2 separate regions of the Mus musculus genome follow, and region 1 is linked to region 2. The links are chromatin contacts, found by Hi-C or POLR2A ChIA-PET in ENCODE. All regions are on one chromosome and are shown on one strand. Each heading gives the region's core, a stretch centred on a gene start or an enhancer-like site at or near the end of the contact. The rest is flanking DNA. Distances are from core to core; before and after follow the strand shown. Region 1 holds the start of Phospho1 (phosphatase, orphan 1). Region 2 holds the start of Zfp652os (zinc finger protein 652, opposite strand).

The links. Hi-C counts contacts between places; a loop is a spot of excess contacts on that map. ChIA-PET counts read pairs that join two places held with the same protein, here RNA polymerase II (POLR2A).
Region 1: a loop to region 2 is called in a map of heart, with 2.2 times the contacts of the local background. The contact joins the promoter of Phospho1 here to the promoter of Zfp652os in region 2. A Hi-C loop is called at or near these places in 1 of 37 maps with a recorded cell type or tissue (heart). POLR2A ChIA-PET finds 5 or more read pairs at or near these places in 1 of 5 experiments (Patski).

Annotation. Positions count from the first base shown.
Region 1 is chr11:95,822,526-95,827,804 of GRCm38, reverse strand. Phospho1 (phosphatase, orphan 1) reads right to left here and starts at 3,305. Exons shown (of 3, transcript NM_153104.3): 1 at 3,096-3,305. It overlaps Gm38958 (predicted gene, 38958), which reads left to right and starts at 3,394. Exons shown (of 1, transcript NR_164195.1): 1 at 3,394-3,850.
Region 2 is chr11:95,710,020-95,715,554 of GRCm38, reverse strand. Zfp652os (zinc finger protein 652, opposite strand) reads left to right here and starts at 2,801. Exons shown (of 2, transcript NR_045780.1): 1 at 2,801-2,927.

The sequences.
Region 1 (5,279 bases), core at 2,056-4,555, 110 kb before region 2:
GCCAGCCCCTTAGAATTGGAAAGATACAGCTTGGAATTGGAAAGATACTAGAGCAAAGATTAAAAAAAAAAAAAAGAAAAGAAAAAAAAACTAGGTGGCTGCTGCCCTCTAGTGGTAGCAATGGGTGGCACCGTAAACTCTTGACTCTCAAGGTGACACACTCCCTGACTATCCCAAGGCAGCAGAAGCCACTGCCTCCAGAGTAGACTAGGGAAGGATCAAGAGGACACAGCTTCTGGAACCCTCTTTATAGAGCTGACCACCCTCGCTTTCTCAGAGCAAAGCTTTTCAGTAGAGACAGGAAGTAGCTCTCAGTGTTCTCTATCCCCTCAAAGAACCTATAGCTAGTAACTGGAAAGAGGTTAAAGCTCACTAGCAAAAACTAGCAGTGCTCTGGGAGACAACATTATTGAGATAGTGAGAGAGAAAGGGGCAGGGATGGTAGACGAGGGAACCGCATGCAAGGGACATTGGGGAAACTGTCACCATTGGAATCCCGGCTGATATAACCTTTGTCCCAAGACAAGAGTTAGAGGTGATAGGTCAGAGGGTGCCACACCCATTGTAAAAGCAATCACAAAGAGAGGAACTAAGTGTCAGGCAGGGAGGGAAGCAAGGGTCAGATACAAAGATACAAACCAAACGGGTCACCAGCAGCCACACAGAACAACCTTCTCTTCTCTTCCTGCTTCACTCCCCTCGTCCCACAGTCAGGACCAACCCCAGGGCTTTGCAGATACTATACAGCATGCCCTTAACCCATTATCTTTGTATTTAATTTTGAGACAGGGTCGACCAACCTGGACAGCCTCCTGAGTTCAGAGATTCCAGGCATGTAATAAAAATACTCTTGATAAGATTAATTTTCATCTCTTGGAGGGGGTTAACTACTTGCCTGTCTTCCTTTGAAAGAATTATACCAGTCCCAATGCTGACAGCTGACAGGCTCTCACTACCTAACCTTGGCTGGCTTGCAATTCTCTCTGTAGACTAGGCTGGCTTTGAACTTAGATCCTCCTGCCTTTGCCTCCTAAACACTGGGATTAAAGTCCAGCGCCTCCACTCTGGTAATCTTGTCTTTTTCTCTGCAGAGCAGAAGGCCAGGTATTCCGGGTTTCTTCCCAAAAATTGACACAGCCTCACAGACACTTGGTCCTTGCCCCATTCACCCCTAGTTATTTTCTGGCTTCATAGCATAGACCAGTTGGCAGCTGGTGATGCAGGAGATAGGGGCAGAGAATCTGAGTTTGAGGCCACCCTGAACTACATGAAAATTCCTGTTTCAAAACAACTGCCATTAAAAAAAAAAGTCACTCACTTCTGACAGGTGATAAGCGATAAGTCCTGGGCAGTGCAGGGCATTGCCTTTAATCACAGCAGAGGCAGAGGCAGAGGCAGAGGCAGAGGCAGAGGCAGAGGCAGAGAGGCAGAGAGGCAGAGAGGCAGAGAGGCAGAGAGGCAGAGGCAGAGGCAGAGGCAGAGAGGCAGAGGCAGAGAGGCAGAGGCAGAGAGGCAGAGGCAGAAGCAGAGAGGCAGAGGCAGAGGCAGAGGCAGAGGCAGAGGCAGAAGCAGAGAGGCAGAGGCAGAGGCAGAGGCAGAGGCAGAGGCAGAGGCAGAGGCAGAGGCAGAGGCAGAGGCAGAGGCAGAGGCAGAGGCAGAGAGGCAGAGGCAGAAGCAGAGAGGCAGAGGCAGAGAGGCAGAGAGGCAGAGAGGCAGAGAGGCAGAGAGGCAGAGAGGCAGAGGCAGAGGCAGAGGCAGAGGCAGAGGCAGAGGCAGAGGCAGAGGCAGAGGCAGAGAGGCAGAGGCAGAGGCAGGTGAAACTAAGTTAGAGGTCAGCTTGGTCTACAGAGTGAGTTCCAGGACAGCCGGTACTACACAGAGAAACCCTGTCTAGAAAAACAAAGCAACAAAAAATTCTGTGTGACCACCAGAGTCCCCGTGGAGAACAGGACAGGACCTTTGAGTTTCTCCCACATGCTAGAGCAGCCAGGAGGCAAACTTTTGGGGGCTGAGGGAAGTCCTTTTCTAGTCTCATCTAAGATCAATGTTTGCAGCCCTGATTCCCTATCACAGCCCCTGCCTGCTCCTTTGATACAAATACTTTTAGGTTAGATCTGTGGGAAGTCGGGGTAGGGGTGTGTGTGTGTGTGTGTGTGTGTGTGCACTAACTTAAGTCTAAGCTTGAAATTCTCCTAATGGGGGAGAGGGTAGAGCCCATAGGAAAGTTTGGGGAGTTTTCCACAAGAAACATGCAGACTGAGAGTGGGGGTGAGCACTTAAAAACTGTCAAGCCCTCTCTGCTTCAAGAATAAGTATGCCCATCACTAGAAATTAGATCTGACAATTAAGCTAGGATTCCTGCCCCCAACACTCGCAACTTCACAAACTCCTTTCTTGTTCATTAACCCGTAATGGGCAAGGGAGGGGGTGCAGAGAGGTCCAGCTTACATCACACAGCATCAGAAATAGGATTAAAACTCAGGGATCTCTACTGCCTCTTGAAGAAATTACCTGAACTCCGGAGGCTCTGTATGTTCCCTGTCCTAGCTAGTCTGCGCCCCGGTGCCAGTGAGGAATCTGGGACTAGGCGTCACCTCTGGGGTCCCCTGCCTGGGGTGGACAAGCAGAGGTGATTCTTACTGGGTAGGGGCAGGGAGATGGCAGCTGCCGGTGGGGTAGCAGGAGAGATATTTTTAGAGGTGACTGGAAAGCAGGCACTCTGGCACACCCCCAGCTGGCGGGCGCTTCGCTCTAATGCGGGCGGGGGGTGCGTAGCTCGGGGAGAAGGAAGGACTTGTGGGTGGCGGGGAGCTATGACAGTCCCCGGAGATGAAGGGACACTGGGTACCATTAACCTGGGAAAGGAGGGGGTTCAGTTCTCTGCCCCTGGGACTACCCCACCACCAAGCACATGAAACACACTCAAACTACACACAGCCCCCACCCCAACATTTAGATCGCGGTCCTCCCGGAGCCCAAGACTCATGCGGGGCAGCAGCGGTCACGCTGTCTGTCCCAGCTGAGTTTGGAGTGGAAGTAGTGGGAAGGGGGCTACTTAAGGGATTTAGGGACAGGATGGAGCAAGGGGTGCTTACGGGATTTGGGGGGTACGCGGTCTTATCCACCCCCGGATTTCTGAGCTCCGGCTCACGAATCCCTCCAGCCCCGAGGGACTGTGGATGATGTGCTTCTGCTCCGTCCCTTCCACCTGCCCCCCATCCTCGGGGCCGCCGCCGCGTCCCCTTTAAATGCCGGGGAGCCAGAGCCCGAGCCGCGGCGGGCGCTGCGGCAGCCGCAGCACCCGGGCCCACCGCAGTCCCCGCACGTCACAAGCGCCCAGCCAATCACCGTGGCGCCGGCGCACATCAAAGGGGCGGGCTGCCCGGGAGCCACGCCTCCGGGCTGTCCCGGAGGCCGCGCGAGCGGCCGTGAGACTGGGCGGGCGGGACGGGTGGAGCGTGGCGCGTCCCGTCCGAGGAGCGTGGGTGCGGGGCACCCTCTGCGTGCGCGTGGGCACGTGCGTGAGTCAGTGTCACACTGCCCGCCTCCTGCTGGGCTCGGCGCCAGGACTCTGCAGGCAGCCCTTCCACCGCCCGGCTTCCCTCCTTGTCGCGGGACAGCCGGGTGACCGGCCCGCCAAGCAGCCCTCCCTCCATGTGCTCCGAGCTCGCCCTCTGCCCTTCCGGGAGGAGTCGCGGCATCCTGCCGAGTCCTCGGAACCCTGTCCCCAAATTACCGGGTACTCGGGCTTGCCGATGGAAAAGCTCTCCCAATCCAGCACCGCCTAAACTCGGAGTTGGAGAACCGACACTTGAGCACTGTGGTGCAAATAAAACCCGCTTTCTCCCAAGTTCCCGCTCTTCCTCTCTGGCGAGCTTTCCCTTCCTTCCCACCCCTCAGAACACTAGATTACGATTAAAAGAGAGGAGGTGAAACCTGCACTTTCTGAACCGGTGCGACGAACCCAGGAGAAAAGACTTGTCCAAGAGTTCGAACACAAGGACACCTCACTTCAGTCACAGAACAGGATCTGTGGGTGAGGAGGTGCACCCTGGCCTGGGTCTACCTTCAACTCTCCTATCATCCTCTAGCTTTGAATACCAGAGCTCCGTGCTTCCACCAGCAGAAGGCAGATTGGCAGAAAAGTTGCCGATACGATGGACCACCCGCCCAAATCTTTGAGGGCGACGTCTCCATTGCCCCTGCTCCCTCTCTAACACGCCAGCGCCCCTTCACCTCTTTCCTGAAGTCCAAGGGCTACCGGTGTTTATTCTACCTAGCTCTACCTAGCGGTGCTCAGGCCCTGGGCCTTTTATCTTGAGTCGGGGTGGGAGGGTGGGTCTCTTATAATTTGTTGCTACCTATTCTAGGCCCGACCCTGAGCTCCTAAATCTCCTGCTTCCATGTCCAATTTGATGGATTAAAGGCCCGAGTCCCCACACCCTGCAATCCCTCCTCTTAAAGAAGCAGTTTCATCTCCACACCCTTCTCAAAGACAGGCTCACACAGCCTTCATCATCTGTGTTGTATCTGTTCTCGGCCCTCCAATGCCCCCCAGACCCCCCCCCCCTTTGAGACAGTTTCCTGTCGCCCAGGCTAGTAATGGGCCTTGCTGTATAGTCCAGAATGACGGTCTACTCCCGAGTTCCTGCCTCTACCTTCTGAGCGCTGGGATTAAAGGCATGTGTGCCACTATGCCCTTTCTTAAACCAGCCCTAGGTGTACTTGAGGGGAGTGGGTAGATGGCTGGAAAGATTTGAATGTCTGGATCCATGCTCCCATCCTTGTTCTCCTTCCAAAATGATGCCACTGAGGCTCTGAAGAAATCGAACTGGGAAGAGCTAACCCAGCTTGCTTGGGCTATCCAGTTGATGAACCGTAGCGTTGGAGTTCCAACCCAGTTTGCTTACCCATGACCTCATACTGCGCCTCTCCCTTGTCACTTTTACTCTTTTTTAAGTAAATTGAGGGCAGAGACCATGTTTGCCTTTGTTGTTGTCTTCCAAAAGGGCAGGGTTTCTCTGTGGAGCTCTGGCTGTCTAAGACCTCGCTCTGTAGATGAGGCTGGCTTTGAACTCCGAAATCAGCCTGCCTCTGCCTCCCCAGTTTTGAAGTTAAAGAATTGGGCCACCACCACCCGATCGATCCATGTCTGTTTTACTCAACACTGTGACCCAGACCCCAGGATTTAATCTGGACACTGACACCTCTAGGCCTTAGATGTTTGTTTTTTGCTGGCTCTGGTGGTGGCACTCACCTTTAATCTCAGCACTTGGGAG
Region 2 (5,535 bases), core at 1,552-4,051:
GTGGAGAGCAAAGACTCAAATTGTAACAGAAATCTACCCAGCAAAATGGATGGTTTTGATAGACAATGAAATCAGACTTAGCAAAGTAGGAAAAAAAGCCTCAGCCCTGGACAGGTGTTCTACCATGGGGTGACAAAGAGATCAGGCTCAGTCTTTAAGCACTGCATAGTCCCTTACAGACTTTAACACAGAGCACACACTTGGCTGTTGAAATTTGCTACAATCAGAATATGCCGGGAAGATAAAGGATCGATTGGTCAAATGTAGATGATTCTGTCTCTAGTTTTAATTTCTTCTGAATGATTCTCAGGCTTTTGACGGGAAGGTACGAAAAATATAATTTCTGACTGGCCTTCCTTCAAAGAAACCAAAACAATAAGAAGCCGTCTGAGAGATGGCTCTGTAGTTAAGAGCACTTGTTGCTCTTACAGAGAGAACTCAAGTTCTATTCCAAGCACCAACATAGCGCCTCACAACTATCCTTAACTCTAGTTCCAGGGGTCCTACCACCTTTTTTTTTTAATCTCTGTAGGCACCAGGCATACACATGGTGCACATACACACAGATAAAGCATGCATATACATAAAATAAAATCTAAAGACAGTTTTTAATTAAAAAAAAAAAACAAAAACCTACAATGATTCCTATGCAAGCTCCCATGCTCTTTATTCCAGGGCCATAGTAGGTCTAATGCCTAAGAGAAACAAAACACAAACTCAAACTGCTTTCACTTTTGCATAACACAGATCTTAACTTGAGGTCCCGGGACCAGCTTCGAGATGATTGTGTAGTTGCATACAAAACCATGTATGTATTTCACTGCAAAGGGCCCTAAGACTTCCACAGCCCTAAAGAAGAGTTTAATTTTGCTGTGAATCTTTTATACTAAAGACAGTATCTATGTGAACACATGTGCACAGTGGTGATTCAAATAAGCAAGCCGTTGACTTAAGGCCACATACCCCACCACAGACCAGCCCCACCGGGGAACATCACCTGCCACATCCGAGCAGATTTCCTTTCCTAAGCAAACATACATGCTGTCAACAAAGCATGTACTGCTCCTTGCCTTTCTCAGAACAACAGGGCCCCGACCATCGTTTGGAAAAAAAGTACATAGACCTTCATCCCAAAAGACTACACTACTTATGCAGGCTATGCCTTGTTATGTTAAACATCGCCGCAACAGCAGCAGCAACAACAGCAACAACAACAACAAAACCGATGAAATTACTGTGTGCAGTAGATATCTAATTAACTGGAGGTGGGAGAGGTCGGGGGAGAACGTCGTTCAGGTGATACTGAGAGCGCGCTGGAAAAGCCATTAAGGGAAACACCATGAAGGTGCTTAAACATGGGTAAGATCCAGGAGGGGAACCAAAGACTGATTGACATCCTGTAGCTTGGTTGTGAAAAAAACATCTTCCTCCAAAGGCACATTCCTTTGATTGGCACAAGCCACTTCTGACAATGGATCCGCAATGACAGGGGCCGTTCCGCAATCAGGAAGTGTGCGAGTGTGCGTGTGCATATATGTGTGTGTGTGTGTGTGTGTGTGTGTGTGTGTGCTCGCGCGTGTTCCTGATGTTGTTGTTGGGGGAGGGATGAGCTAGATGTAATCAAAGACCGGCCCGCTTCAAAGAGGAGCATACAGGATCTTAAATCCTAAAGACTGACTTCGAGGCAAAGCAGAGACATCTATCATTTCTACAATAGTCATCCCTCGACAACGAACATGTTTCATAGAGATGTAACAGGGGTATCCCTCTCTTTGGTGTCTCCGACCTGGGACTCTTTAGTAAAGCCTGATTGGAGGGGTGGACGAAGTGAGGGTGGAGAAAGGTCTGCATCGCCCACTGGGCTGAGTGTGGTGCTGCGGGTGGCGAGTGTACATCACATGCGTGTTATCTCCTGGTGCCACAATACTCTCGAGGGCTGGAGGTTTGGGCGCAACCGCACGGCGGGGGAGGTAGTGGGTGCAAGCCACCAGCTGCAGGGCAAGAGAATGCTCTCCTCAGCCTACTAACCCGTGCACCCCGGCCACCCCGTCAGGCCTCGAGGCGAACCCACTCGCTGCAAAACTGCAGCTAAGCTGGGGAGAGGGGGCGGGGGTACGGAGCCGGCACCCCGGGCCAAGCTGAGAGCGGCAGACGCGCAGCGCCCGGGGCCTGCCCGCCGGATGGGGGCTGCTCCGGCCTAGCGCACGCAGCTGCCTCGGCGCAGGCTCCTCCGGCTCCGCCAGCCCGGCCGGGCGCAGAGGAAACGCGGCTGCCAGGGCGCCGCCGCGGCGGGAGGCGAGAGCGCGGGGAAGGGGCTCCTACTCACCCGGGCCGCCGCCGCCGCCGCCACCGCCACCACCGCCGCTTCGGCGGCCCATCCCCGCGGCGGGGGCCTGTCGCCGCGCCGCGCCGCGTCGCTCCAGTCCCCACCGCCCGCCGTGCCGGCCCCTCCCCCTGCCCAACGTCTGCGCTCTGGGCCGATCCTCAGACCCGGCCTCGGCCGCCGCCGCCGCCGCCGCCGCAGCGCTACGTGGCCGCCGCTCCGACGTCTCGCGACTCCCTTCCGAGCGCGCGAGGCCGAGCGGGGCCGCGGAGCGGGCGGCGCGCGGGGCGGGCGGCGGGGGAGGGGGTGTGCTGTAGGGATGTCGTGCGCGAAGGGGGCAGGGAGGCCGGCGGGAGCGCGCGCGCGCGCACGCCCCTGCACGCGCCCCCCCCTCCCCCCCGCGCGGTCGGGATCCCGACACCTCCCCCCCCTACACACCCCATCCCCGGCTATGGGGGTCGGCGCGCATGCGCGGCCCTCGGCTCGGCCTGGGCGCACCTTTTCTCCCTCCTGCCACAATGTGAGCGCTCAGCCGAGCAGATAACCGCCGGCTGCCTGCTCCACCCCCGGCCCTTGCCCACTCCGCCCACTCCCGAGCGCCCAGGTAAAGTCGTGGGCTGCGCATGCGCGACGCTTAAGGGGGTGGGGGCGTGGTTTTCAAAAGGAAGCCTGAAGGCAGAAGACGAAGTATCTGTGGGCAGGGGGTTTGAGATCCTAAGAAATAAGAAAACGTAAAAGTGCAAAGGGGGGAGAAAGTGGAAAAGTGGGTCAGAGTGAGATTTGGAAGTAGATATCTTTGACTTATGGAATACGGTTCAAAAAGAAAAAAACCCTAATTGCTGGCCACCTTGTTAGTAGAGAGCAGTCAGTGAGTGACAGAAATAGAAGGGGCGACACTTGTAAGAAGTAGCCATCCACCAGACAAATGGGATAGTTGATTACAACTAGGGGGATTTAGAGACCGCCAGTATGGTAAGCAAACAGGATGGACTGCTGGGCTCATCCTGTGGCCAGAAATAGGGAAGTGTGTGCGTGCGTGCGTGTGTCTGTGTGGTCTGTGTGTGTGCGCGCGTGCGCTAGAGTCCCAGAACTGTTGCAAGAAAGGAAGGCTCCATTGGAAGAAGCATGACCACATTATGACTAATTAGCTATTAATCATTAATATAATTAATGGTACTATTAGCTAACAAGGTAGCATTTATCCAAGCTCAGAGCCAAAAGAGAGTGTCTGTAATTGAAAGTGCTTAGTGTACAGGGAGAGGAAATGACTTGGCAAGTGAAGTCTCCATGAAAAAGACCCAAGATGACATCCCTAAGATCAGGATAACCCTTCCCCACCAGAAACCAAACTTCTGAAGGTCTCTACAGCTTGAATGGAGCTCCTAACATTGTTGGTTTTTATTGTTGGGCTCTACTACATTTTTTCTTTCTTTCTTTCTTTCTTTCTTTCTTTCTTTTACATTGTGTGTATGAATGTTTTACCTGGATGTGTGCATGTGCACCTGTGACATTTGATGGATTCCCCTGGAACTGGGGTTATGAGTGGCTTGTAGGACGGGGGGGGGGGGGGCGGCTAGGAATTGAACCCAGGTCCGCTGTAAGAGTAAGAAGAGCTTTTAACTTCTGAGCCATCTCTCCAGCCCTCTTCTTCTAACATTAAGAACATAGGATATTAATGTTCTTCCACAAAAGCTGACCCCCACATCATAGAAACAATTTCCATATAGATGCAGCTAACTTTTTCTCCCAGAACAGCCGGCCATAACCCACTCACCCAAACCTTCGAGGGAATAAAATGACCTGAGTCTGGGACAAAGTTAGGAGCTTGAAGCTTTATAAAGAGCTGACTCTGTCTTTGGCCCCTTCCAAAAACAGGTGTTTGGGTTTTATTGTACTTAGACTCCAGAAGCCAGGAACCAGAGTTGTGGAACTTAGGGCCATGTTTTTCAATAGCGAGCACTTTCAGTAAAGACTAAAATCTATATCACATTGCAACAGGTAGAGAGATCTTCAAGCAGAAGAAGAGAAAATAAGCATGTATAATAATCAAATTCAATGTGAGAATGAGCTTGGGTCTGATGGACTCAGAATGTCTTATTGGACATCTGATCTATTCCTCCACCCCATGCTTGGACAGGTCATACAGGGTGATGGCCAAATCTTGAGGTGACCTTTCAAGTGTTCTAATGCTCCATCCATAGGCCAACACACCTGATGGCCTCTAGTAATCACAGTCTTCTATTAATTCAGCTTTCCATTTCAACAGTGCTTGGTGGGCTTTTTTTTTTTTTTTAATTATTGCCAGGCAGTGGTGGCGCACGCCTTTAATCCTAGCACTTGGGAGGCAGAGGCAGGTAGATTTCTGAGTTCGAGGCCAGCCTGGTCTACAGAGTGAGTTCCAGGGCTATACAGAGAAACCCTGTCTCGAAAAACATATATATATAACCTTTTTATTATTATGTATGTTTATGCATGTATGCATGTGTGTAGTCGGCCACTCCATGTGTGTAGAGGTCGAAGGACAACTTGTGAGAGTCAGTTCTCTCTTTCCACCACGTGGTTCTGTGCACTGACATCAGTCATCAGGCTTAGGGACAAGCAGTTTTATCCAATGAGCCATTCTGCCTGCCTCGCTGCACATCCGTTATCTCATCAGCTCTTCCAATGACTACAAGGGCAGGCAGAACAGGTATTATCCCCAGTGAAGGACATTTAAGCCAGGGAATGTTTTGATGGCTTAGCCAAAGTTATACAAATCAGTAGCCCACAGAGCCAAACCAAGACCCAAGTTCCCTAGTTCCCACTGTGCTAGTCTGGGGATGGGGGGTAGGGGGGAAGGCAGTTGATAACCCTACTCTAAAAAACTGTCACATAGTCTTAATATATATTATAAGCATTAGTGTTTTGCATACGTGCATGTCTGTGTGGGGGTGCCAGATACCCTAGAACGGGAGTCACAGACAGTGAGCCATGTGGGTGCTGGGAATTGCACCCCGGGTTCCCTCTGGAGGAGCATCTGGTGCTCTTAACCTCTGAGCCATTTCTCCAGCCCCTCACATATTTTTTTCTTCCTTTCTTTCTTTTTGCTTGTTCATTTGTTTGTTGTTGTTTGTTTTTTGCTTTCAAGACAGGGTTTCTCTGTGTAGCCCTGGCTGTCCTGGAACTCACTTTGTAGACCAGGCTGGCCTTGAACTCAGAAATCTGCCTGCCTC